Regions from separate parts of the Mus musculus genome. Here region 1 is linked to region 2. A link is a loop called in an ENCODE intact Hi-C map of the cell type or tissue named here. Cell type or tissue: heart. All regions are shown on one strand.

Region 1 (2,500 bases), 1.5 Mb before region 2:
ATCACATATATATCTCTCATACATGTAGATTTGTTATATTTCAATAAAATATAAGCAAGCAAATGAAGAAATCGCAAGTATATAAAACCAGAACCAGTCATTAGTAGAACCTAGTGATTTAAGTGTGGTCCAAGTGAAGGAGGAAGGAATGTGAACATGTAGCATTCTGGGTAAGGGAAAAGAGGACTTTTTTTTTTTTTTTAAATAGCATTTTACTTGGGAAACAGAAAGTGCAGGGATAGAGGCAAGTCAAATTACATTCCAATATGCTGTGCATGCCTTCTGCCTAAGGAATCCGTGGCAAACACTTTACCAAAGCTGGAGAGCCCGAGCAGGATCTGGTCTAGCATCACTTCCCACTGCATGCTGGGTAACATACTCTATATCTATCACTAACTCTAGTAAGGTCTCTCGGGTCAGTGTTTTGGTAAGGAGCTCTTTATTCCAGGGCCTGACTGCCTGGAAACTCAGCTCTCATAATGTATAACTCCAAATTCCAACAGCATCCCTCAGAGGATCCTAGTAAGGTCAGTTGTAGGATACAGACCATTAGAATTCATCTGATCTCACCATGGCAAATGTGGCTAAGTGACACTAGTCCACAATGGAGTCCATAGCCACCTCCAGGGGCATACTCCCACACAGTGCTGAAGAATAGCCAAGCTTGACAACAGTGCTTAGGAAATGAGGGGAGGGGCTGTGGCATCCCACCAGAGAAATAGTAGCTCGGGCTGGGACGTTAAAGTCAGATCCTTCTGTTTTGTTTCTCAAGCGGGGAGATCAAAAAGGAAATAAAAACCAAAACCTGAAATCTCTAAGTCCTGCCTTGTTAAAGATGTGTGTGTTTGTGTGTGTGTGTGTGTGTGTGTGTGTGTGTGTGTGTGTGAAGTTAAATATTTTCTATCATGGGACAAAAAAAAATGTTCAGACTTAAAACCTGCAGAGTCATGGCTATCTCTTTTATCCTACAGTCTCCGGGGGTTGATTTAGACTTTCTCAACTACAGAGATAAAAATGTTCCAGCAGGGGTCTCTCTCTGCACATGGTACCAAGCATGCCTGACATCTGCATTCTCTCCATCTCTCTTATCCTCAGTGCCATGTAAATGGATGCCTGAGTAAAAGACGTCAACCTTCTTCTCTTATAGAATTAGAAAGCCACAGGAAAGATAGAGTGCAACATCACACTCACGATCCAGCTGATAAGCATGTTTGTTCAGTGTGTGCTACTCATCTAGTAAAATGCTTAGAATCCACACTTTTCCGTCTTTACACAGTGAGTTTAACACCTGTCTTGACTTCTAAACACGATTCTTTAATTTCCTTTGTTTACTTCCTTTATTTACCTGGGATACTGGATATTCTGGCAGATGGGTATGTATTTCATTAACTATTATTATTATTATCATTATCATTATTATTATGAGACAGAGTCTTACTATAAAGATCAAGCTGACCTTGAACTGTAGATTGTCTTGTCTCTACCTACAAGTGCTAGGACAATAGGCATGAAGCAATATGCCTGGATATTTTTTATTTTATGTTATACTATTTTATTTTATTTTATTTCATCTTGAGATAGGGTCTAATGTAGCTCAATATGGCCATTTAGGTGAGGATGACCCTAACTCCCAATTCTCCTTCATAAATACTGGGATTACTGGAATGTATCACCACGCCCAGCTTCTTTCATAGACTTTAATATGTGTTTTCCAACTGCTTCAGCTACTTTTCTATTGCTGTGATCCAACACCATGACAAATGCAACTTTAAAAAGAAAGTATTTAATTTGGCTTAAGGTTTCGGAGAATTAGAGTCTATGGCAGTGGAACAAAGGAACAACTGAGAGCTACTGTCTTGAATGACAACAATAACAAGGATGGGGTAGATCATGCGTTCTGGTACCGGTGGGAGTCCTTTTGATATCTCAAAGTCCCCAGTGACATACTTTCTCCAACCACGTCACACCTCATAATCCTTCCCAAGCAGCCCCGCCAACCTTGGACCACATATTCCAATATATGAGCCTATAAAATATAGGCAATATAGCCTATAAAATATAGGGCCATTCTTATTCAAACCACCACCTAGCCAACTAATGCTTAGTGTGTGTGTGTGTGTGTGTGTGTGTGTGTGTGAGCATTAAACAGGCAGAGTTGGAACCTTGGTGTACTATCCAACAGAAGCCTTGCCTTGTTTGAAGTGAAGGTTAGGCATCAAGAACCTTTGCACTGGTTTTTGTTTATGAGCTTGAAGAAAGAGGAGTAGTGATTGATGGGTGTTCACGCTCCTGAGAGGGATCCTGAAGGGGGATGGATGACCTATAATTCTGGTGGTCACAGTGGGCAGAACCTCGGGGCTAAAACCATGTTTGCCTTCCTCTTTATTCTTGCTGTCAACTGGTTTACTCAACCTCTAAAGACCAAAGATCAAGGTCATCTCTAGCTATGTAGTAAGTATAAGGTCATCCCCTTAGAATGCTATCAACTAAAATGTACTGC
Region 2 (2,500 bases):
TTAATGTTAATATATTTATTTTATATTTTCTATAGTTTATTAGTATCTCAAAAAATGTGTTACTTTTATTTCCCCAGGGTTTTTATAATAGTCATGAAGATAATGGGACTTGACATAATGTTTCTTACATTTCCAAAGACCTTTAATTCCAAGCCAAAGACTTCACACTACCTCTCTGAGAAGTCTATAGGTCAAAATCTTGTGCCTCTTCAAGTTTGGGATGATTGTCAAAAATCTCCTTGCTTTGACTTGTTACTTTACCAATGCAGCCACATTGAACTTTCTACGTGTGCCTTCAGGTCAACTTTCTCTGTACATGTCTGTTTCTATTTTCAATTCTCTCCTTTTTAAAGAGATGCAGCTAACATTGTGTAGCAGCAGCACATACCGGTGAGAGAACTTTATTTCTAAGTAAAACCACAGTCTATATAATTGGGAGTCTAGACTGCCAACTTATATTCACTTGATTTTATGTGTGATGTGGGCCCTAACACTAATCATAGCTTGGTATCACTACCCTAACACAATGTCTTGGCTGGCAACCAAGTCTCATTCTTTTATATGTCTCAACACAGTGATTAGCTGAGTTTAGCTTGTTTTGTTAGCTGTTATTTTCTGCAAAAGAACTCTCATGTTGCATCCCCTCTTAGTCCTTACAATTTTATTTTTTATGAACCAAAGGTTTTGTTTTTCAAAAGATTTTAAAAAAAATTGAAGCACAGATATCAGAGTGTTAGTGAGAAATATAAGAAGACATAGCTAGTGTGGGTTTCTCAAGAGACACAGATATTTTATCTATAACCTTAGGTTTTCCTTTCTCCCCAGTCCACACAGAGCAGCAAGGGTTACATTGTTTTGTTTTCAAGTATGCACTGAATGTTTTTCACCTTTGCCAACACAAAATAAATAAATAAATAAATAAGTAAATAGGAGGCATTTATTCAATGAATAGAACATGTTCAACTATTTGTATTGTTATTTTTAACCTGTTATCATTTCTTGTATATGTGATTACTGAAGTTTATATTTTTCTTATTATGCTTGAACATTTACCTTTATGCCCTTATGGTTCACGTGCTGGTAGGATTATTTAGTTGTGTTTTTGAAGATATTTTTAAGGATTTTGATACCAGTGTATTTCATAGAGGTAGAAAAACAAATAGTGTACATACCTATGTGAAAGATGTACAGATATCTGGTATTCTATATAATAAATATGTACTAATAGAGGGTGATAATAAATGGTTGAAATAGAATGATTAGATTGAGGCAGGAACAAAGCTGAAAATTCTACCATATGCCATTTCTGAATGGGGTCTGATCTATATGATAAAAATAAGAATCAAATCAAGTGTTCAGGGCATGTAATTCTGAGTTGACTCCTACTTTTGTCTTTCAAATGAGGAAAGAACAAGAGTCCAAATTGAGGGAAATGGTTTTAGTATGATGCTTTAGGTAAGTGCAGGTATTATTATTGTTTATTATTATTATTATTATTATTATTATTATTATCTTCATTTAGGAGTGCAACCCCACCTATAACTTCACTAGAGGACTGAGATATTCTTACTAATGATGTGGTGATGCTATGAAAGAAGCAGCAGGCAGAGAAAAACAATATTGATGTATCAAACTGGGATGGTTTGAATATGCTTGGACCAGGGAACGACAAGATTAGGAGATATTACCTTGTTGGAGCAGATGTGGCCTTGTTGAAGAAAGTGTGTCACTATGAGGGTGGGCTTGGAGACCCTCCTAATCACATGGGAGCCAGTCTCCTGTTTGCCTTCTGGACAAGATATAGAATTCTCAGCTCCTCTAGTGCCATGCCTGCCTGGATGCTGCCATGCTTCAGGCCATGATGATTGTGGGCCTGGGTACCCGAGGTTTTCCATGGAGATCTCTGTCCAGGCCTGGTACAAGGGTTCCAGTGAAGGGAAGTAAGTGCAGGCTGGGAGGCGAAATCTCTGCCCTGCCTTCTAGGTCAGTAACTCCAAGCCGCTCTGAGCTGAGTTGGGTCGGACTGGGCCGACAGGAAGCCTACTATCCAGTGAGGAGTGTGTCGAGACCTCAGGTGGCTCTTCGGGAGAGAAGATCTCTTCCCAAGTGTTACATACAGCTCCTGGAACAAAAGACTCAGACGAAGGAGTAGTCCTCCTGTACCTTTAGTTCCCTGGATGGATTTATATACAGTTCTGGGGGTGACTCAGGGATCGACAGCAGGTACCTTTCATTGGCTTGGATTGAGAGTTTGAGGAAAATCTAATTTGCATGTAGGAAGGCTTGGTGCTGTTTCTATGTGACTGATAGCCATGCACCTCTCCTGTAGGGGCTGTGGGGGCAGTAACTTCAATAGGAGCCAGGGGTCCAGGAGACATGATCGAATGCCTTCAGTCCCATGTAGTTGGAAATTCCACCCACTGGGTCCCACCAGAGTTCAACACCTAAGCTCCACTGGAGACCTGGCTGTCTGTGCGTAGCTAGTTGCCCCATAGATGAT

Evidence for each region. A loop is a pair of places that touch in the nucleus more often than their neighbours do. Peaks named below come from ENCODE experiments on the same cell type or tissue, not always from the same donor. Only the 100,000 strongest peaks of a DNase experiment are listed, where the experiment ranks them.
Region 1: a loop joins it to region 2, with 2.8 times the contacts of the local background. A loop is called at or near these places in 3 of 42 quality-filtered maps.

Annotation. Positions count from the first base shown.
Region 1 is chr9:94,612,615-94,615,114 of GRCm38, reverse strand. No RefSeq gene overlaps it. Among named protein-coding and RNA genes, the nearest start is that of Gm39404, 29 kb to the right of the region's middle. In heart, a CTCF peak has its summit at 1,036; no DNase peak of the experiment used is centred here; H3K27ac peaks cover 489 bases.
Region 2 is chr9:93,073,497-93,075,996 of GRCm38, reverse strand. No RefSeq gene overlaps it. Among named protein-coding and RNA genes, the nearest start is that of 1700034K08Rik, 69 kb to the right of the region's middle. In heart, no CTCF peak of the experiment used is centred here; no DNase peak of the experiment used is centred here.